Regions from separate parts of the Homo sapiens genome. Here regions 2 and 3 are each linked to region 1. A link is a loop called in an ENCODE intact Hi-C map of the cell type or tissue named here. Cell type or tissue: Caco-2. All regions are shown on one strand.

Evidence for each region. Hi-C counts contacts between places; a loop is a spot of excess contacts. Peaks named below come from ENCODE experiments on the same cell type or tissue, not always from the same donor. Only the 100,000 strongest peaks of a DNase experiment are listed, where the experiment ranks them.
Region 2: it touches region 1 in a loop (6-fold over the local background); 44 of 110 quality-filtered maps call a loop at or near these places.
Region 3: a loop joins it to region 1, with 8 times the contacts of the local background. A loop is called at or near these places in 4 of 110 quality-filtered maps.

What each region holds. Positions count from the first base shown.
Region 1 is chr11:113,721,266-113,729,265 of GRCh38, forward strand. No RefSeq gene overlaps it. Among named protein-coding and RNA genes, the nearest start is that of TMPRSS5, 19 kb to the left of the region's middle. In Caco-2, a CTCF peak has its summit at 4,348 (motif pointing left); DNase peaks (open chromatin) are centred at 1,853 and 4,946.
Region 2 is chr11:113,534,168-113,542,167 of GRCh38, forward strand. No RefSeq gene overlaps it. Among named protein-coding and RNA genes, the nearest start is that of DRD2, 63 kb to the left of the region's middle. RefSeq lists an enhancer at 6,199-6,710. In Caco-2, a CTCF peak has its summit at 6,362; a DNase peak (open chromatin) is centred at 4,364.
Region 3 is chr11:113,661,322-113,669,321 of GRCh38, forward strand. All of the region lies in intron 1 of LOC107984390 (a long non-coding RNA gene), which reads right to left. It overlaps LOC124902758 (a long non-coding RNA gene), which reads right to left and starts at 4,413. Exons shown (of 2, transcript XR_007062893.1): 1 at 3,768-4,413; 2 at 1,493-2,678. RefSeq lists an enhancer at 3,826-4,120 and silencers at 3,826-4,120, 7,086-7,380. In Caco-2, no CTCF peak of the experiment used is centred here; DNase peaks (open chromatin) are centred at 2,500, 3,500 and 3,970; H3K4me3 peaks cover 762 bases.

The DNA of each region.
Region 1 (8,000 bases):
CAGCAGAGCAGGACAGCAAAGAGAAGATGGTGGAACAGAGGCTGGGGCAATGAATGGGCCAGGACAAGCAGGGCCTTTAGTGCCACAGTAAAGATCAGTCTTTGCCCCCAGAAGAATGGAAACCATTTTTAATAAGCCACCTAAAGACATAATCAGCTCACCACCATCCTTTAAGACCCAGGTTAAATGTCCCTCTCCCTTCCCCAGTGCCCAAGGCAACCCTCGCACTGTATAGCCCCCTCTGGAAAAGCATGCACCATGTCATGGTACATGGTGAGGGTTAACTGTGTTTGGCTCAGTCAGTGGTAAGTTCTCAAGAGCAGACATCCTGTCCTCTTTATCTTTGTAGCCTCAACTGCACACAGTGCCCAGAATATGGCAAGCGTTCCATAAAGTTTTGTTGAATCAATCAACTGACATGTGCAGATGCTGGTCTGTTTTCAATTTCCTCCCCTCTCTCTTCCTGCACATTCAGGAAAGTTCCATCCCCAACCCCTCACCCCACTGCCAACAATCTCCCTGCCTCCCTTCTCTCCCCAACACCACCCATCCCCCATGTGGCTACCAGGTTTCCTTCCTAAACAGGTCAGAGCAGGCCACTCTACTCCTTACATAAGTCTTCACTGATTTCGCCATTGCTGGCAGGATCAAATTCAAATTCTTCAGGCTGATTATCCAATGCATTCATGACCCAATCCCAAACTTATCTTCTTGGCCTCATGTTTCATTGCACTCTTTCTTTCCTGTACTCTATGTTCCAACTGCAAAAAAGCTCTAGAATATTCCTCAAGTCAAACACCCACTCCCACCTCCATGCCTTTGCTTAGGCTGTGCTCTCAGTCTAGAATGCCCTTCCCTCATGCTTCCCTAATTAGAAAATTACTGGTACCTCAAGACACAGCTCAAACACCAACCCATCCCAAAACCTCTCCTCTCATTCCCCAAAACCAGAATTCATGGCTTCTGTTTGTATAGGTATATTTATCCCTAGCACCTTTCCTAGGTGTGTAAATGGCACATCATAGTTCTCAAATTAAACAAAAACAAAAAAAAAGCCCCATTCTGTCCCTGCGCTGCAGTCTCCCTGCACCAGCCACCATGGCAGCAACAAAGAGTGGGAGAAATGGGAAAGCAGCTTTCTCCTCCCACGCGGGAGCGTGCATTCCCAGGAAGAAAGGGAACACAAGGCTTCCCTTGTTACAATATACAGACAAAAAAATGACCCAAGTTGTATTCTAGGAAATTATCTCTAAGTCTACAAAGAACCATCCATTGTTTCTAGACTATTTTTCTAGCTCAGAGATAAAATATGAAGTTTATAATTTACATACTATAAATTAAAATGCCCCCCCCAAAATTGCTCATTTTGTAAAGCAGTTTTTTACTTTGTTTAAAAACCAGTTACTCTGGGAGCCTTTCAAGTTTATATGTAAAGACTTAAGCTTATAAAATACTCAGCTGACTATGGACTATGACAACAAATCCCCACAGTCAGTGGTGTCAATATCAAATACACAAGACATTTTTCATCTGCTTTAATTAAGACACAAAGGAGCAGCAAAAAAATATTAATCATGCAGTTGATTAAAAATAACTTCCTAAACATCTGCTCTTGGTAAATAATAGCTATCAAATACTTTAAATCAATGTTTAATGACTGGCATAAATGTAAACCCTTTGTGACTTACATAAAATAAGTCACTCCATGTGCAATCTTCTTAGATACCCCCTTTTCACCCACTGGTCTTTTCTTTATTCTCCAAGACTGGCTTTCATCAATCATTCCAAGTCTTCTATACCTGTTTGCATACAGTGCAGGCTGGACCTCGAACAAAGTGCTCTGCACTCCTGGAATTCACAGTCTGACTCAGACACATACATGCAGAGCATACAGACATCAAAGTGATCCCACTCGTATGGTAAATACAATACAAGCAAAATCAGTTTTCTTCATTTTTCCATCAGCTTGTGCTAGGGGCAGCTCCACTGAGGTTTACTCTGTCTTCATGACCATCCTGACAGGTAAGCAAGCCAGGGATGCCTATGTCCATTTGATTAGCGACCACACTGAGGGCAGGGAGGCTAAATGGTTTGTCCAAGCTGACACTGGTCAGTAAGTGACAGACCAAAAATGAAATCTAGTTCTTCTGAATGCACACCTAGAACTGTCTCCCCTCCTGTAGGAAGAACAGTGGTAGATTGATAAGGTCAATGCTCCCGGGACTGAGAAGTGAGTCAAGGACTAGGTTTTAGAAGAAGGAGGCAGGGAGAGATTGAAGGAACTCTACCAGCTTGGCTGGCTGGGATGGAAGCAGCTGACAAACCTAGTGTACGGGCCATGGTTTGTAGTGAAGGAAATTTTCAGGACACTTTTAAATTATGGGAGAGCTGAGTTGATATATGGCAAGATGAGGAAAGAGGGGAATGAAGCTGCAGGGCCTTGACTTTAAATCTATTTTCCACTTAATCTCAAAAGACACATCCAAGACAGAAAATCCTAAATGCCCCTTCAGTGTCCCTCTGTTTTCCTGCCAGAACAGGAGCAAAGTTCCTAGGGCCTGGGGTGGCATCAGCAATCCCTGGAATCAACAATGAACTCTGCCAGTCCCGTCTCTGTTCTCTGCCCGTCTGTGAATCACAGTTACAAGGCAGCTGTCACAGTAACTTGGCTAATTAAATTAGAGCCCATTGAATGCTTTATTGACCTGACGCTCATTCCAGTGAGCAGGCCCACTTTGAAGGTGACTAAATTCAAGGCTGTTAGTTCACAGATTAAACAACATGGACAAAAACAATAAGGGGCCATCGGAAAAGTCTCTTCAATGTAAACACAGTGTCTAAAGCACAGCTGCCAGAGTGTGTGACCTATAGGAGATTTATTTGGTATTATGGGTTGAATTGTGCCCCTCAAAATTCATATGTCAGCGTTCTCAATCCAGTATCTCAGAGTGTGACCTTATTTGGAGGTAGGGACTTTACAGAAGTAAACAAGTTTAAAAAAAAGGTCATGAGGATGGGCCCAAATCCAATGTGACCAGTATTCTCAGAACAACGGGAAATCTGGACAGAGAGACACAGACAGGGGGAAGGCCACGTGAACAGACACACAGAGAAGATGAACATCTACCAGCCAAAAATGAGAGGCCTGGAGCAGAGCCTTCCCTTTGAGCCCTCACAAGGAACCCATCCTTCAGAGACCTTGTTTTGAACTTGTAGCCTCCAGAACTGTAAGACAATACATTTCTGTCGTTTATGCCACCCGCTTTATGGTATTGTGTTACAGCAGCCTAGCAAAGCAACATCTGGAGATGTATAAGAGGCAGAAAGAGCCCTGGATAAAGAGGACTTTTTATGAGAACAATGAAAAGAGCATTAGTTCTAGAAGCAAACAAACCTGGGTTGAGACCCTGACCTTGCTATTACCCACAGTGTCCTCAGCCAAGACACCTAACCTGTCTGTGCCTTGATTTCTCCTCTGTAAAATAGGGATGATAACATTTTCCTCACAGGGGTGTTAGAATAAAACGTGAAAACCTACAGTCTTTGGCTTATGTAGATCCAGGTCCCATAAGGCCCCTCACAACCAGTTATAGTCACCACTGTAAATTCTGACCACCTACCAAATACTGACAATAATGAACATGAGACACTTTTGTAAAATAACTACAAAACGCACACTGGCCTGAGGCTGCCATGCCCTCTAGGGGATTCTGTACGTGTTATGATGAATGCTACCATTCTCAGTTCTTTCTGCTCCACTTAATTTATCACTTGCTCTGTCTCTCTGACTGGAGACCTCAGTTTTATGCTGAGAAGTCCCTCTTCACCATTTCTCCTGCCAAACTTGGGCCAGGAGGGGATGGTCCATTCAGCAGCCCTCAGGGCCTGCCTCTCACTACCTCACTCTCATGCTCACTCTTGTAGACAGCCATATAGACTTTGAGACAAAAACTGCACTTCTGTCTTTTTGCACTGCCTGGTTTAAAAAAAAAAAAAAAGGTTGTTACTTAAGCTCTCCTATTTGCACTCAAAAATGGTAATAATCCTAATAAAACCAAATGGAAAATACCTCCCATGACAATAAAGCTCTATTTTGTCCAGAATTGTGGGGAAATTGGCTATTTTGGTTAACTGCCCACTCCACTTAGAAGTTACCCTATCGGAACTGAAGCCTAACTTTTAAAGAATTAGAATGTAAATCAAATACACCGAATGCCAAGAGGCTGGGATGGCTGGGTCTTTACTTGGTTCTTTAATGGTCTTGCAGAAATTGATGGTGTTTTGGGGACACTGTCAGGGCCTCAGTTATTGCTGAAGTGTTCTAATAACAAAAACTGGAGGTGATTTGTGCCTCCTGGTGGTATGAATTCTTTAAAACACAGGTTTTTAAATAGATATGCAAATATAAATATCCGTACAGCCAAGGGAAGCTCTCCTGGAACCCAAAATCAAATCCTTCTCATGTTGGAGCTCTCGTGGGTTACTTTCAAGGACGCCCCAGCTCACACCACAAAGGGACCCCCATTCTTTTCTCTTTATTCGGGCTGCATTGCCACACATTGTATGGAGTGACCTCAAATCAGCCCATATTTATTAAGCTTCTCTTCCCAGCTCCACAACAAGAGAAGCATTAGACGCTATTCCTGCCTTCCAAGGAGCTCCAATTTAGTTGGAGAACTGCCTATGTTATTAAATTCTGCATTGTGTGCGCTGAGCTTTAAGTGCTGAACAGAGTTGACTTTTATGATCCCTACCCTGTGCTGCGTGTTTTACATAGATTACCTCACTTAATCAGCTCATATTCTGAGTCATATTATTATCCTCACTTTACAAATGAAGATTCTGAGTCTTGACAGAGAATATGTAACTGGCCAAAGGTCACACAGCTAAGTAAATGTCAACTTAGGTATGAAACCCCAGTCAGCATGACCCTACAGCCCGCTTCACCCCCCTAACACTGCCTCTTTCACCTGTCTGCTTATCTAAGTCCTGTAGAGCAGGTAGCCACAGCAAAAATCCTACAAAGGATCAGAACAAGCTCCTTTGTGCCTTTCTTCCCCTTCCTTTTTTGATCCCCACATATTCCGCCCACAGCTCCTAACAATCTCTCCCAAGATTAGATTTTTAAAAAACAGAGAACTAAGAATAAGGGCTTCTCAGGAGCCCTTTTCTTATACTCTGAAGCAAACTTCATCGCAAATTTAAAAAGAAGGTGTTTGCTAACTTTGCTTCATTGGAAGAATAACATTTTCTCTCAATGAGACCATAACTTTATCTTTATTTAAAAAAAAAAAAAAAACACTGTCATATAGGTCTGCTTCTCCTCCTAAATGAACTATTCTTTCCTTCTTACTGCTTTGCTGGCAGAAATCAGTTAAAAAAAAAAAAAGCCAAATAAAAACTAAGAATCTATTGAGTTCTTAGGGATCCCAAGTTAATTTCTCACAAGTTGATAAAGTGAACATTAAACAACCAGGCACTTGGGGTGATTAGAAACAAACAAAAAAAAGAATCAGAACTAATACTTCCATATGCATGTACTGCGGCACCACCCAGCCAGCTAGAAGAGGTGGCTGATATTTTTCTTAAATTAACAAAAAATTGACATAGATGATTTCAGTTCTCCCTAGTTAGCTAGAGGTCCCACTCTGCTAAAAATCAGAATGTCCAATGTGATTTTTAATTGCCTTGCTAATAACCACCTTTCAGAAAATCAAAGGAGAGGGAATTTTTTATCCAAAATATCAGTTAGCAAAATATTGCAAATTTCACAATAGGTGAGGAAGACATGCTGTGGCATAGGCATAGGCCCTGGCTTTAGAAAACCATGTTTCAAAGAGCACAGAAAAATGCCAAGAATAATCTCACGGTCATAGAAAAACATCGTACTATGGATGAAAAGGGGAGTGAGAAGGGAGGTTTTCAAATGGAAAATATGACCATAAAATAAAATATGATGATACAATAAAAAGCAGAACTGCAGCTGCAGGTGGAAACCAGCAATAAATTCTATAACATTCTATGACAATATAAACAAGACAACAAACAGTCCCTTCGTAAGCAAAACTATAAGAATAGCCTGAACGTGGAAAATTAATAACAGGAAAATCAAAGGCCAGAAAAGCATTATTTCAAGGAATTTGGGGTGGGAGAAGGGAGTATGGTCAGTGAAAGAAGAGGAACAAGAAAGAGATTATGCCTGAAGTTGATGACTTGATGTTAAAAAAAAAAAAAAAAAAAGGAGATGCCAGAGGCCTGGTAGAGTGGCTCACTGCCTGTTATCCCAGCACTTTGGGAGGCTGAGGTGGGAAGATTGCTTGAAGCCAGGACTTCAAGACCAGCTGGGCAACAAAGCAAGAACCCAGCTCTGCCAAAAAAAAAAAAAAGTTTTAAATTAAATAAAAAAGTTTTAATGACAGAAAGCTGAAGGGCTCAAGCAGTATTTTCCTTTTATATTCTCTATCGAGAATGACCTTCAACTTGAAAAGGCTAGAACGAATGTAGTTGAGAGGAAAATGAAGCCTAACATAAATGAAAAGATAGGAAAAGAAGCTGGGCACGGTGGCTCACGCCTGTAATCCCAGCACTTTGGGAGGCCGAGACGAGCAGATCACGAGGTCAGGAGTTAGAGACCAGCCTGACCAACATGGTGAAACTCTATCGCTACTAAAAATACAAAACTGAGCTGGGCATGGTGGTGCATGCCTGTAATCCCAGCTACTCAGGAGGCTGAAGGAGGAGAATTGCTTGAACCCGGCAGGCAGAGGTTGCAGTGACCTGAGATCACGCCACTGCACTCTATCCTGGGGGACAGAGCGAGACTCCGTCTCAAAATAAATAAATAAATAAAATAGGAAAAGAGAACCTAGGTTTTCAGTGAGTTCACAATACCAGACCCAGAGAAATTATATCCTATGGGACTTACAAATAAAAGAAACTGCAAATGCAATAACAAAACCATGTTACATAGTCCTTGAGATGAGCAAATACTCTAATTTTCAAAAAGGGGGCAAAAGATCTACTGTGACTTCAGACTAATGCAACTGAAGCCAATTTTACAAACGATCTTAGAACAGATTACTATATAAATAGTTGGTAAGCAAAAGTTCTAATTTTTTTAGTTTTAAGCAATAATGTAGATATAGATATGGCAAACTAGACTGTGTTTAGGAACAGAGCTTAGTATTGAAATTAAATGAAATTTATAATAGTGAATGACACACTTAATGTTATACATAATTTTTATCATCCTGCACGGTAATCAAGCATAAATGGAACCCTTCATGCAAATAGAAACGATTCATATTCTTTTAAAGCATCATTTCTAAAGCAGGGAATGGGGAATGGGAAACAGAAGCCAGCCAGTGGCTGCTCCACTACCGACCATTCCACTCAGACAGATCTTAGGGAAGGGGTAGCTCTGCCTTAAACCAAGCCAGTCCCAGACTCCAGCAGCCATCAAGTCCTAGGACTCAGTAGGTGAAGCTGGGTAACCATGCCTTCTGGGATTCTCTGTGAAAGTAACCCCAGATAAAGTGGTTCTAAGAGTACAAGGGATATACTCTCTGATCAAACAATCAGTAAGAGGAAAGCCTCCCATGCAGATTTTGAACACCCAGAAGCTATGGGATTGGGTTAGGTAGAGCAAGTGGCTGAGGCAGAGGAAAGGAGCAGACAAAGGGGAAGTGGAGGCATGAGTCAGCTGTCAGCTGCTTTGGGGGTGTCTGTTATTTAATACTGAATGTTCAGGGAATGGGAGTGGAGTGGAGATACTAGGATGAGCCTGAGTGGAGAAGTGCGGTTGGGGGCAAGAGGAGGAAGGAAGACAGCTCCTGGGAGCAGAGGCAAGCGGGAATGACAAGAGCGAAAGCTGAAAGAAGGATGCCACAAGAGAAAACTGCACAGGAAACAACATTCAGACTATGGAATGAGTCCTGAGTTTCAAATACACTGCCTGGCCTTTGCTTCAACAATCTGCTGTGTTTGTGGGTTCAGGGGAA
Region 2 (8,000 bases), 190 kb before region 1:
CTGTTTGTCTCCAAAACTCCACGCTGTTAACCACTCCTCTATCTCTTCTACCTCATACAAAATCATGTAATGTTGTTTTACATAAAACTGTACATACACTCCAATATAGCTCTACTTAATTGCATTTATAATGACATAAGCATGCTCAGGAAGGGATCCCAGTAAGTCCCTGCAAGTTGTCATAAAATCAAAATTTCTATTTTTAAAAAAAGACCCTATAGAAATAGGGTCCTCTCCCAGTGTAACTTACCTAATCAACTTTACTTACAACTACTTATCATTCTAGAAACTATCATTTAGACAAAAGCAAAGCAATTAATGTATTGAAATACATTCTTGGTTTGCCTCAGCAATTTAATCTCTCAGAAAGCAGAGGTTGTGGGTAGAAGAAGGTATCTATTTGGAATCTAATTCTGCTTTAACAAGCGGCAACTGCTTAGAGAAGGAACAAAGAGAGAAATCCTGAGAAATAGTAGCCAGGTCACCTCAAAGTTCATGCTATTCACGAAGAAAAGAGCTGGGCATGGTCTTACTTGTACCTTAGTTTTTACAAGTCAGATTGCAAAATCTTCAGAGAAAAGATCGGCTGATCCCATGACCTGACACTCTCATGGCAGACAGCTCTGAAGGGATGACTTTCAAGAAAGAAATTCTGACAAGACAATTGCAAATGACTCTGATATAGAAGAAGTGTGATTGCACAGGATGAATACACACGAGTGACACAGACCTTTAAGTATAATGTCAGGAAGGCTGAAGCCCAGAATGAGCCGAAGCCAACACCACAAAAGGTCTTCTTGGGTAGAATAAGAGAAATGAGAACAAAGAAGGGCTAGATCCACCTCTCCAAGGACTAGCTGTATGACCTGGGGTGATTTTCTTAACCTCTCTGAACCTCACTCAGTTTCCTTGTCCATAAAATGGAAATAATAATTATTACACTGCAGGTTTCTTATGAGGATTACATGGAATGATGCATTAGAAAAACAAACAACAGGCTGGGCATGGTGGCTCATGCCTGTAATCCCAGCATTTTGGGAGGCTGAAGAGGGTGGATCACCTGAGATCAGGAGTTCGAGACCAGCCTGGCCAACATAGTGAAACCCCGTCTCTACTAAAAATACAAAAATTAGCTAGGTGTGGTGGTGCATGCCTGTAATCCCAGCTACTTGGGAGGCTGAGGCAGGAGAATTGCTTGAACCTGGGAGGTGGAGGTTGCAGTGAGCCAAGATGATGCCATTGCACTCCAGCCTCTGGGCAACAGAGTGAGACTCTGTCTCAAATCAAAAGAAAACAAACAAACAAAAATCTAGCACAGAAGAAGACATTCAAAAAATATAAGTTGTAAACATACGAAAAAAAGGTCATCATCACTGGTCATTAGAGAAATGCAAAACAAAACCACAATGAGACACCATCTCACACCAGTTAGAGTGACGATCATTAAAAAGTCAGGAAACAACAGATGCTGGAGAGGATGTGGAGAAATAGGAACGCTTTTACACTATTGGTGGGAGTGTAAATTAGTTCAACCATTATGGAAGACAGTGTGGCGATTCCTCAAGGATCTAGAACCAGAAATACCATTTGACCCAGCAATCCCATTACTGGGTGTATACCCAAAGGATTATAAATCATTCTGCTTTAAAGACACATGCACACGTATGTTTATTGCAGCACTATTCACAATAGCAAAGACTTGGAACCAACCCAAATGCCCATCAATAATAGATTGGATAAAGAACATATACACCATGGAATACTATGCAGCCATAAAACAGAATGAGTTCATGTCCTTTGCAGGGACATGGATGAAGCTGGAAACAATCATTCTCAGTGAACTAACACAGGAACAGAAAACCAAACACCGCATGTTCTCACTTATAAGTGGGAGTTGAATAATGAGAATACGTGGACACAGGGAGGGGAACATCACACACTGGGGCCTGCCGGGGTGTCGGGGGCAAGGGAGGGAGAGCGTTAGGACAAATACCGAATGCATGCAGGGCTTAAAACCTAGATGATGGGTTGATGGGTGCAACAAACCATCATGGCACATGTATACCTATGTAACAAACCTGCATGTTCTGCACGTGTATCCCAGAACTTAAAGTATAATAAATAAATAAATATATACATACATGTTGTCAGTTCCTTCCTGTCCATATATATATATATATATATATATAGAGAGAGAGAGAGAGAGAGAGAGAGAGAGAGAGACGGAGTTTCACCCTTGTTGCCCAGGCTGGAATGCAATGGCGTGACCTCGGCTCACTGCAACCTCCGCCTCCCAGGTTCAAGCGATTCTTCTGCCTCAGCCTCCCAAGTAGCCGGGGTTACAGGCATGTGCCACCAAGCCCAGCTAATTTTTGTATTTTTAGTAGAGACAGGGTTTCTTCATGTTGGTCAGGCTGGTCTTGAACTCCCAACCTCAGGTGATCCACCCGCCTCAGCCTCCCAAAATGCTGGGATTACAGGCATGAGCCACTGCGCCCAGCTCTGTCCCCTTAATATTAATGATTTAAAGTTAACAAAAAGCAGCCCTCTTCAGCCCCTATTTTGTTTCTACCTGTCTGTCAAGGACAGTGATTCTCAAATTAGTACATTTAAAATAAACATCGGTAAGGAGAATTTAAGAATCCAGGTAACACACCGATTGTTAAAATGAGGTCAAGGCTCTTGACCTGGAAGAATTCTATTCAACAGTTTGTGGATATCACACAGGATATGGACCTGCTGTTGGAAACCCTTGAAGAATCATCATGGATGTAGAAAGGACAAGTACATGACAGGAACACAGCAAACACTCAATTAAAATTGGTTCAAATGTTGAAAAGGGACTAGAAAAAAGCAAACGCCTTCATTTTCCAAAAGAGATACATTTGCTGGGGGCCCATCCCAGGTACAATTCTCATTAAGTAGGTGGTTTGCATGCCCTCAAGGAGAGATTCTGTGATCCACAGGGGCCACCATGGGTCCATGAAGAGCCCCTTATACCTGACATTTCTCGTTTTCTTTTCCGATAGAGTTGTCGGATGAATAGATGAAAAACAGTACCTATGGGCTCATGATCCCAGGCAGAGAAATGTGACTCAGATGATCATACAGTCAGGGGCTTTATAACTGGCAGAATGACCACATCCAAGGAGAACAATCACTAGATCAATTTAACTGGATCAATACTTGGGGTGAGGACCCTGGAGTCCTAGGCAGGGCTCTCACCTCCCCATAGATGAATTGCTGATCAGTTATAAATTGAATAAGGAGGGGCCGTTCATGTGTTGAAGAGCAGAGTCCAGATCCTGTTATACCTGCATCAGGTAAACCTGAGATCACAAAAGCAATGTCTTTTCTATAACATCTATGTTTCTCCAGGCTCCATAGTCACCCAGGCTGAAAGCATCTTCCTCTCATTCGTTCCTGGGACCAATTTGCTCACCAAATTCACTGGTTTTACCTCCTAAATATTTATCAGGTATTTCCTCTACTTTCAATCCCACCATCCCTGCGTAAATGTAAGCCCTTGTCATACTAGGTAATCATGGTCAGGGATTTGGAATCTGGTCAGAGAAAGCTGTGTTCAAATCTCAGTTTATGCTCATAGCTTATGCTGTGCAATCCTGGGCAAGTTATTAAACCTGTTGAAATTTCAGTTTCTTTGTATGTAATGTGGGCATAATAGTGACAGCTGCCTCAGAGGTTGATACAAGATTTATGAGATAATCCTTGCAAAGTATTTAGCACTGTACCTGGCACGGGATAAGTACTCAGTAAATATTGATTAATATTACTAGACAGTTGCGATAACCTCTCATCTGGTCTGTCTACCTCCAGCCCCACCTGCCTCCGTATTATCTGCCTACCATTAAAGGGAAGATAAAATCCACGATGATTCTTCCCAGAGCAAATGCCACCACAGGTACACAGATACGCACATGCACACACATACATGCATACAAACACATGCACACTCAGCATTGCCCCAGCTTAAAGACACAACTCTTTTGCCTGGTATACAGGGACCTTCTTAGCTTTTCTAAACTTGAAAATTAGCTGCTGGCTATTTCCATGGCACAGTATTTATTTCTGATCTCTGAGCTTTTGAGTAAGATGTTCCCTCTTCCTGATGTGCCCCTGCCCCTCTTGTCCTTCCAGTGACCTCCAACCCATGCATGAAAATCCAGGCAAGTGTCACCTCCTCTGGGAAGCCCACAGGTCCTCTCAGGGTGTACATGCTCTGCCCCTATTATGGACATCTCGGAGCCTCAGTGCCCTCACCTGCAAAACGGTACTTAAAACACCACTCCAGACAGTGTTGTATGAGGATTAAATGAGCTTAAAATTCATGACATTTCTGGAAGATTGGAATTCAACCAGAGTGCTGGGAAGAGCTCAGACTGTTTCATGTGATGGATGGTAGGTAGAGCTGGTATTGTTTACACAAAGGGAAGAGAGTGGGGACTTACAATGTGAGCCCCAGGAGGCAGGCACCAGATTCTATTCATTTTTGGACTCCCAAGCAAGGAGTGCTTTGCTCACAAAAGGCAACAATTGCTTGCTAAATTAAAGCCTGAATTAGAAAGTAAATAGATATCTCAGGCCACCTCTCCCTGCAATGAATGTGGGTGGTGTTTGGCCAGGAGTTATGCCACCATCACACATCTTTTCCTCCAAGTGAGAAAATCACTTTCTCAATGATTTTCCCTCATTCTGGCCAGGCAAAGATGATCACACCACCTTTATCTCTGGTTCCCAAAAGAGGAAAACAATGGGACTTGGAGGTTAGATGCCTCTCTAAGGTGGTCCAGCCTGTCACCAGCAGCCCCTGGCTTTCACTAAGGCTTACCCCGACTCGCTCACACTCTTCTTTCTGTGGACCCAGAGAGCTGTGTGGACAAGCAAGAGAAGCAGGCTCATTGCTTGTGACAGCAGAGGGGGCACAGAAGCAGCCTGGGCCATCCCAGACAGACCAGACCAGCCTCTCTCCCTCATGCCTATGGGACATTTCATAGCTGTCACCGCCCCAGGGCTTCCATCATGACCAAAGCAAAGAACCCTTTTCACCTCAGTAGCTTTGAAAAGCAGCGTCGCTAAGGCTGCCAACAGGGATTCAGCCCTGGAGATTTCTTGGAGTTGGTTTCATGGATCCAGCAAACCCTGCATCTGCTCACAGTTAAACTCACAGTTGGGTCAATGCATGCATTGCCTATAGCCCTCACTCATTAAGCTAACCTGGGCATCTCCTTTTTCTCTCTTTGGAAGCATCTCCCCAGCTCCCTATAGTTTTCAGACCGCACGAACCAGAAAATACATCATAGCAAGGCTGAAAAGGGAGACACTTGGTTAAGATCACCCAAAGTCAGCCCCAAACCCAGGCCCTGACACTCAGCCTAATGTCCTCGCCCTGCCCCACACTACCTGCCTGGATTGGCACTTGTAGTGCCCACCCCCTGAGGATAGGCTGAAACTCAGGCTTGTTTTTGAAAGTCCTGAAACCTCTACTAGCCAGGTCAGGAGCTCAGCAGGTGCCAGGGCTGCAAGTTTTAATCATGATAACTACATCTCTCTTTCCCTCCCTTTTTGCCAGGTCCTGTACATTGACTATCTCTTTGGACTCCACAAAACTTTAGGAGGCTGGTGTTATCATCTCCATCTTACAGATAAGGAAAGAAAAATTCAAAAAAGTTATGTAGCATGCCCAAGATTCCGCCTGGAAAGTGGACATCTTTCATTTCAGGGCTGTGGATGTGGCTGGGTCAGGCACTGCTTATAGTAGGAGGGGAAGAAGTCAGATTTCATCCAAATGACAAGAAGAAAACATCATCCACAAGCCCAGCTAGTGAATATGCTGCAGGCAGGGAGAAAAGAGGATCCGGAGTCAAAGACATCTCCAGGAGAAACAATGTCTGCTGCTCAGAGGAGAACAGCTGGAAGCCCAAGGCCTACTTCTATAAGGCTACTATGCCCACAGCAAAAGCATGGGTCAACCCAAGAGATCTAGGACGGCTGCAGAGAGATACACACGTCACCATGAGGCCAGAATGCACATCTTGGGTCTTCACCCAGAGGAGAAGCAGAGAAGCAGGGCCTGACAGGGCCTGAATATCCCTCTGAACCTGGTGATGAGGAGGGGCAGCTGTTCTCACATCCCACCCAAGCAGGGCCAACCAAGACCAGTGTCAGCCAAGATGCCCATGAGGCTTTAAGTCATCTTAGGATACAAATGAGATCAGCTAGTCAGCTTTTGAAATCTGTGGAGTTTTCCTTCTTTGCCTCTTAATTTTTCTCTCCAAACATGTCAACCCGTATGGGCTAAGCTAATATGAAAACATTTGTCCCTCTGAGAGAGCAGAGCTAGAGAGATCAGAGCTCCCCTAGAGGCTGGGAAAAGCCCAGCTAGGGAAGGTTCAGCCCACACACCCTGAGCACCTGTGGTGCATCAAGCCTCACTCCAGGTGCCGGGGAGTAGCTATTAGCAAGATAGAAAAGGCCTCTGATGTCATGGAGCTGACCTTCCAGAGGAAGGGACACAAATGACACAGGACTAAACAAAGACTATAGAGTGAATTCAAAGGAAGAATTGCATCCTAGGGTGGCCGTAGTGGCCTCTCTAAGGTGGTAGGGAGGGAACCTTTGGGCTGCACAAGGAGAAGGTGCCACTCTAGGAGAGCTCTAAGGAAGAGAACTCCAGGCAGAGGGAACAGCAGACACAACGGCCCTGAGACAGGACTGAGCTGGGCGTGCTGGAGGAACTGTCAGAAGGTGGGCTTTGCCAGCACCTGGGGCATATGGGGGATGGGAGCAAGATATAATAAGAGGGTAAAGAGGCAGGTAGGCTCCATGAGCACAGTGAGATCCCGAGAGAAACATCTGCTGGCTGCACCCTCAGTGCCTAGCTGAACTGAACTGGAGAGTTCAGCTGAGATTGACAAACACATGTGGGTACAGCCAGATAGGGGCCAGGCACTGGACTGGCTTGGGGCTTGAATGAACAGCCCAGTGGGGAAGACAGCCACACACACAGAACCCAAAGCCCTGTCAACATTGTCAGACTGATTGATACGTGTCCGGGGCTTTTCTCCCTCAGAACCTCAGAGCCAGACATCAAAGAGCATTTCACTGCAGAGCCCCTATCCTGGCTTCTTGCTCTTTTGTTGGTTTTTCTTTACCTGGGCCAGAACACATGGAGAGTGAAGTTGGTATTTCTCTAAGCTTGCAGTAGCCAACAGGAGGATGAATTATTGAGGTTCTATGCTTGTTAATAGCACACTCCAATCTCTGGTGTTGACAAGGCTACAGGCCACCAGGGGGTTTGTCCATTCAAGCCAAATACTTTTTAGGGACTGGCCTGGAATGCATTATAATGCTTTTGGGAGAATAGAAATGCCCTCGTTCTGTGCCAGATATTTAACCAGGAACAAAGGAAGAAGAGTGCTTGGCTCAGACTCTTTTCAAAGTATTGGACAGCCCCATGCAGGACTCCTGCAGCCTCAAGCAGACTCATGCAAACTCAAGGGGACCTACCCGGTTGTAGAGGCCCTTACAGCATCAAGATGCAGGATTCAGATGGAGGCACCCAGCATCTTTCTTCTGGGATCCACTCAGTAGTTGGTACCCAAGGTTCCTAGCCATGAAACTCCTCCTTCCCCTTTCTGGAGGCCATATAGAGTGAACTTACTATGGCTCTGCTCCCCACAGTTAAACTGAAGATTTCCTGATTTGAAAGTAATACATGTACAATGAATTTAATAATTAAACAATCAACAAGTATTCATTCTATGGCTACCAAGGGCACTTTTCTAGGCACTTTGCATACTGATTCGAACATACTGTAGAGCATGTGGAAATTAAAGAAACCTACAAAGAAGGAAAACAGTTAAAATGTTACCCATTTGCCTATCACCTAAGAAGCAGCAGAGTTAACATTTGATTTAGTACATTCCTTTCCAGACATTTATCTATACATTTTAATATGATTGAGATCATACTGTCAACCT
Region 3 (8,000 bases), 60 kb before region 1:
TCATGCTACCTGACTTCAAACTATACTACAAGGCTACAGTAACCAAAACAGCATGGTACTGGTACCAAAACAGAGATATAGATCAATGAAACAGAACAGAGCCCTCAGAAATAACGCCGCATATCTACAACTATCTGATCTTTGACAAACCTGAGAAAAACAAGCAATGGGGAAAGGATTCCGTATTTAATAAATGGTGCTGGGAAAACTGGCTAGCCATATGTAGAAAGCTGAAACTGGATCCCTTCCTTACACCTTATACAAAAATCAATTCAAGATGGATTAAAGACTTAAACGTTAGACCTAAAACCATAAAAACCCTAGAAGAAAACCTAGGCATTACCATTCAGGACATACGCATGGGCAAGGACTTCATGTCTAAAACACCAAAAGCAATGGCAAAAAAAGCCAAAGTTGACAAATGGGATCTAATTAAACTAAAGAGCTTCTGCACAGCAAAAGAAACTACCATCAGAGTGAACAGGCAACCTACAAAATGGGAGAACATTTTCGCAAACTACTCATCTGACAAAGGGCTAATATCCAGAATCTACAATGAACTCCAACAAATTTACAAGAAAAAAACAAACAACCCCATCAAAAAGTGGGCAAAGGACATGAACAGACACTTCTCAAAAGAAGACATTTATGCAGCCAAAAAACACATGAAAAAATGCTCACCATCACTGGCCATCAGAGAAATGCAAATCAAAACCACAGTGAGATACCATCTCACACCAGTTAGAATGGCAATCATTAAAAAGTTAGGAAACAACAGGTGCTGGAGAGGATGTGGAGAAATAGGAACACTTTTACACTGTTGGTGGGACTGTAATCTAGTTCAACCATTGTGGAAGTCAGTGTGGCGATTCCTCAGGGATCTAGAACTAGAAATACCATTTGACCCAGCCATCCCATTACTGGGTATATACCCAAAGGACTATAAATCATGCTGCTATAAAGACACATGCACTCTTATGTTTATTGCAGCACTATTCACAATAGCAAAGACTTGGAACCAACCCAAATGTCCAACAATGATAGACTGGATTAAGAAAATGTGGCACATATACACCATGGAATACTATGCAGCCATAAAAAATGATGAGTTCATGTCCTTTGTAGGGACATGGATGAAACTGGAAATCATCATTCTCAGTAAACTATCACAAGGACAAAAAACCAAACACCGCATGTTCTCACACATAGATGGGAACTGAACAATGAGAACACATGGACACAGGAAGGGGAACATCACACTCTGGGGACTGTTGTGGGGTGGGGGGAGAGGGGAGGGATAGCATTAGGTGATATACCTAATGCTAAATGACAAGTTAATGGGTGCAGCACACCAGCATGGCACATGTATACATATGTAACTAACCTGCACATTATGCACATGTACCCTAAAACTTAAAGTATAATAATAATAATAAGTAAAAGAAAAAAAAGTGCCCGATGATAAAAAAAAAAAATACAACTATTAGAATGGTTGGTGGCCTTGCTTTGATTTGTGCCAAGGTGCCAGCAGTTTTATTCACCATAGCTTTTGTACCATCATTGCAAGTGTCAACATAGTGAAAAAGGCAAATGACATCTTAATATTATCATGAAAAAAATAGTTTTAACTGTATAGACCCCTGAGAGGGTCTTGGAGACCCACTAGGGGTCCACAGGCCATGCTTTGAATACCGTTGGCTCAGAGCAAAACTGATTAGCTAAGACAACCATTTTCTCTGGAATTTTTAAATCAAGAAGCACAAAATCAATAAGGTAGTTAGTAGTGAGTAGTAAACCTAGAAACAGTACTGCTTTTAGATCAGAGCAAGCAGAGCCCCTGTCCTGGGCCCCAAACCTCAGGAGGACCACACTTCCTCTCTGATGTCTGGGACCAGTTGGGGCTAGCAGTATCATCCAAGCGAGGCACTCCAAGCCTGGACAAGGAAGGGCATAGGCCCTCTTCTCTGCTTCTCCCCTTTGGGGTATTCCCGGAGCTTCTATCCCATGCAGGAGATTGACCAGATGCCCCAAGGAGCACAAAGGCTGATGTGGTTGTCGTTGGCTCTCATGGGTGGACCCTGGTTCCAGGAGGGCAACCTGGCAAGTGGATTGCTTCTACTGGCTTCTGCAGTATTTCTTTCATGGGGTTGCAAAAGATTGGGCTGCCAAAGTGGTGTTGTCACACTTCTTTTGGTGACAGTCACGTCAGACACAAGATGAGTTCATAACTCTAGGCTATCAGAAATCCACCACCCATCCTTGGGCTTAAACTATGTGTGGGGGCCCATGCATCAGCTCTCATCCATCTGTGTTCCAATCATGGTGCCACCTTCAGTTGACAGTACCCAAAAGCAATGAGGGTGCACATGTACTCCCACCCCGGCATCCATGCTCTGTGCCACATGTCAGGCAGTTGCCTGGGGTAGCTGAATCATCCCCTCCAAGGTCTTTAGACATCATTGCTCCACAGTGCCAACAGGCCCTTCTGATTGATGTCTTCTCTTGATTTCAGTTGAAGTGGTGACATCATGTTCTTCTAGATTAGTCTTAAGCCATCCCAGACAAGAGACTGCCCTTATCCCTCCACCTGTGTTTCCCTCATCTATCTTCTCTGCAGGTGGCAGTGTGCGAAAGACCAGAGAGCAGTCAACAGTGGAAAAAATCATATTCTTAAGTCCCTAAAGAAGTCAAAAGAATACATTATTGTAAAATGTGTTGTTCAAAGTTTATGCTACAAAATTCCAAAGGATGAATTTAATGTGACCATAGTACAAAGGATTGGTCACATTTTTTTGTATACTCTGGTTAAGACTTGTGTTAGTAGTCATCCTCAACAAAGAAGCATAGTAACAACCTTTGAGAGAGTCATTAAAAGTCAGTACTCACAGGTGGTGTGACACATGATACAGGGTCATGAGTAATGATGTAACCAGTCTGAAATGCATGGTATTAGGGAACTGCAGTAGCAAGAAGATTATACCATTTCAATAAAAAACACATTTCTAAGAGCGATGATATTATGCATAATAAAAACATTCCCGCTTTTTTCTCAGTAGGAGGTATAAAATTAGCCAGAAACCATAAATTTAACAATAAAGACCATGAGGTGATAGCTCCTAGGAACAGCCGACGCCTAGACACTATGAAGAAAGATAAATTTGTTTATCAGATTAGATGATAAACAAATACATAAGTACCCCTTCTCTACCCATTATTCTAAATCTTTACTGGTAAATTACTGTGCTTCACATGGACCTATGGATTTTATCATGCATTTTTATAACAGCTTTATTGAGCTATAATTCATATGCCATAAAATCCATCCTTTTAAAGTGTACAATTCAGTGGTTTTTAGCATATTCACCGAGATGCACAGCCATGATAACTATCTAATTATCGAGCATTTTCACCACCCTTGTAGGAAAACAGCCTGTTGCATGGTAAGAGTGATGCCGCCTTGAAGCAAAACTGCCGTGATGACCGATGTTTGACTCCTGCGTACCAAAGTGTTCATGTAGCGCAGAGAACCCCTCATAAAGATGTTTATCTAACCTCCCCAGTGGTCATGAGTATTTGCAAGAAAGTCTGAGGCATGACAGATGCAAGTGTTTTATCAAAAAAGCTTACTATATAAAGAATATTTTCTGGAGGGTGGGTGTGGGGATCTACTGTCTGGCAGTTGCCTAAGATATCACTTCTGTTTGTAAGTCCATATTAAATGTTTCTCTCTGAGAAACTGGATTCGTCTGGGGTAGGTTTGCATTTACCTGCTCGCTGCAAAACATCCTCAAAGAAACCTTTGTCAGATCCAAGAGAAGTTCCTCTTCAAAGGTTTAGTTTGTTTAGTTTCTTTGTTCTCTACTTTCAAGGTCCAACTTCCTTATCCTTTGTGCCTCCCTGCTCCTGGTTCCAGTAAATAACTCTCCCGCCAGTCTTTATCTACAGAGCCCACGTCTGCTACTCACTCTGTAATTTACCCCTCCAGCTGTAACGGCTCTTCCCGCCAAAGCTGTCTTTCAAGTTAGTCAATCGGGTTCAGTTTAGATTGTGTGGTCCAACTTCAGCCAACGGAGAAAGGACACAGTAGTAGGGACAAACTGCATTAAAAATAAAAACTCTTTCCCTCCTTTGTTCAGTGTACTTTCATGACAACCAGTCCTGCAGAAAACACCCTTCTACAGAAGTAAATTAGCCTTACTGAAAAATCTTTTGTTTGAGTACTCATTTTCTTTGTGACTCCGAGCTTTACTTCCAACACCTCATACTCATGAGCAGTCACTTCCCATTCCCAGACCCTGGCAACTATGACTCTACTTTCTGCCTCAATGGATTTGCCTATTCCTAACATTTTATATAAATGAAATCATACAATAGGTAGTCTTTTGTTTCTGGCTTCTTTCACTTAGCATAATATTTTCAAGATTCATCCATGTTATGGCATATATCAGTACTTTATTCAATTTTATTGCCAAATAATATTCCATTGTATGCTTATACATATATCACATTTTATTTATTCATTCATTAGTTGTTGGATATTTGGGTTGTTTCTGCTTTTTGCCTACTATAAATAATGCTGAAATAAATATTCAGGTAAAGACACTTATATGATCAGATGTCCTTACTTCTCTTAAGTATGCACCTACAAGTGGGATTTCTGGGCTGTGTGGTGACTCTATGTTTAGCCTTTTGAAGAACTGCCAAACTGTTTTCCAAAGTGGCTGGCACCATTTTACATTCCCACCAGCAATATATGTGAGTTCCAATTTCTTCACACCCTCACTAAAACTTGTCATTGTCTATCTTTTTTATAATAATTTGTTTTATGGACTATGGTCTATACTGGAGAATGTTCCATATGCACTTGTGAAGAAAGTGTAGTCTGTGTTGTTGGGTGGAGTGTTCTATAGATGTCTGTTGGGTCTAGTTGGCTGATAGTGCTGCCACTATTTCCTTATTGATCTTCAGTCATTAATGAAAGTAGGTATTGAAGGCTTCAACCATTATTGAGTTGCCTTTTGTTCCTTCAATCCACATAGAGCTCTTTTGTTAGATGTGTATAAGCTTGATTGTTATATCTTCCTGATAAATTGCACCTTGTTATTATAAAATGTTCTTCTCTTTTCTAATGATTTTTTAAAATAGAGATAAGTTTTCACTATGTTGCCCAGGCTGGTCTTGAACCTCTGGGCTCAAGTGATCCTCCTGCCTTGGCCTCTGAAAGTGCTGAGATTACAGGCATGAGCCACTGTGCCTGGCCTAAAGTATCCTTCTTTGTCTAGTAATAATTTCTGTCTTAAAGTCTATTTTGTTGATATTAATGTAGCCACTCCAGCTCTTTTTTGGTTTCTCCTTGCATCGCATACCTTTTTCCATATTTTTACCTTCAACCTCTTTATGTCTTTGAATCTAAAATATCTGTATTATAAACAGCATGTAGATGGATTATGGTTTTGTGTCCAATCTCTGCCTTTCGATTGGAATGTTTAGGCCATTTACATTTAATATAATTACTAGTAAGGTAGGATATACTTCTGCCATTTTGCTATTTGTTTTCTATATTTCATGTGTTTTCTGATGCTCCATTCCTTTATTACTGCTTACTTTTGTGCTAAATAGATATTTTCTAGTATACCATTTTAATTCCTTTGTTTCTTTTACATTATTTTTTGAGTTATTTTTCTAGTGATTGCCTTGGGGATTAAAATGTACAACTTAAAACAATCTAGTTTGAATTAAAATCAACTTAATTTCAAAATACAAATAATTTCAAAATAGTATACAAATAATTTCAAAATAGTATACAAAATCTTTACTCCAATATAGTTCTGTTCCCTTTTCCCTCCCTTTTACTTTTATTGTAACATAAATTACATTTTTATACATTATAACCATGTCAATACAGTTCTACAATTATTACCTTATGCAGTTGTCTTTTAAATCGATGGAGAGAAAAAGAGTTACAGATATAAAATATTTATACTGTCTTTTATATTCATCTATGTAGTTCCCTTTATCAGTGCTCTTTATTTCTTCATGTGGATGCAAGTTGCTGTCTAGTGCCCTTTCCTTTTGTCCTGAAGGACTCCCTTCAGTGTTTCTTGCAGAGGGTCTTTTAACAAGATATTCTCTCAGTTTTTGTTTATCTGGAACTGTCTAAACTTTACTTTCATTTCTTTAAGGATAGCTTTGCTGGATTTAGTTTTTTTGGTTCCTAATCTTTTTCTTTCAGGATTCTGAATACATTATCCTAATACCTTCTAGCTTCCATGAGAGTCAGATAGTAATCTTATTGAGGATCCTTTGTAGGTGATGAGTTACTTCTCTCCTGCTGCTTTCAAGATTCTCTTTGGCTTTGGCTTTTGATATTTTGACTATAATGTGTCTAGGTATGGATCTCTTTAGGTTTATCCTGCTATCAGTTTGTTGACATTCTGGTGTGTGTAAATTAATGTTTTTATTGAATTTGGAAAGACTTTAGTCATTACTCCTTCAAATATTCTTTCTGTCCTTTTCTCTCATTCTTCTTCTGGGACTCACATAAGCTATGTTGGTAACTTGATTTCCTGCAAGTCTAAGCTCTGAGTTGGCTATAATAAAGACAAGCATTGAGAATGGATCTTCTCCAGGGATCTGCCAGGCAGGTCAAATAGTGACCCTTTTCTGGGTATGAGGCTTTCTGAAGAGCTCCAGACTCATTCTGTTTTCTTCAGTGGCCACTAGGCTCCTGGTTTTCATAGCACAGTTCTGAGGCTAGCTGGTTTCCAAGATTACTGAGTAGCTCGTAAGAAGGATAGGATAAGTTTAAATGCTACAAAAATGTGCTATTCTTACTAACATTTAGTCATTTCTTAAATAAAACATTTTCAAATTATTGCAAGTTTTTGGTTAATTTCCAGAATTTTGAAAAATTAATTTTGACTATTTTTTTCCAGAGTTCCTGTTGCTTTTATGAAGGCAAAGATTTTAAGAGGTTCTCACCTGATCATTCCAGAGTGCTTTAAATTGTTTATGTAAACAGGGCCCTAAACCCCTAATGGTGGCTCTATCTGAAAGAATGTCAGTGAGATAAAACTTAAGCCTTGGCAGCCAAAGTTATAAGGAAACAGAAATGATAAATAAGATGAGGAAGAGTAAGCAGAAGCTATAAAGTCAACAAAAATAGAGTACTGGGGAAGTATAAGGTATTGGTAGAGAGCCAAGTAAGGAGCAGATACACAGAGCTGCTGATTCACTTAATGGTCAAACAATAGAAGAAAGACACACAAACAGATGGCTTTGTGGTGCAATGAATAGCACATTGGACTTCTAGTGATGAAAGAAAGACACACAAATTTCTTCTGCTCCTCTTGCCCATTCTGCCACCTTGAAATCAGAACCATGTACTTGTTCCTGCTCTTCCTGAGATCTGTTCAGCTTCTTTGGGGATCTTTAAAATGAAATGAAGTACAGTTGACCTCCTTGAACAACACAGTTTGAACTTCACAAGACCACTTATACACAGATATTTTTCAACCAAACAGGGATCAAAAATACAGTATTCATGAAATACAAAACCTGTGTATATTTCAGGCTGACTTCTCATATACACGGGTCTCACAGAGTTGACTGTGGGACTTGAGTATGCACAAATTTTGGTATCCATGGGGCGTCCTGGAACCAATCCACCCATGTCTACCAAGGGATGACTGTAATTTGAGTGAGTGCCTATGCCTTCTAACCAAAAGAGACAAATAAAATAGCCAGACAGAGAAAGGGAAAGGGCATTCCAGGCACAGCCAAGTCATAAAACAGCCTGGAATTTATGAAAAGATGAAAACTTCAATCCAGAATAGAAGAAAAGGCTGAGAACTAAGAGAAAGGAAAACAGTCAATAAGACTAAAAATAGGTTGCTTAAGTGGTTTCTGTGAAGAAGGAACAAAGTACACAGCTTTATGTCCTGCATTGCCAGAAATATGCCCAGGGTTTGGTTCCCTAAATTGGGTTAATACCCACAGAA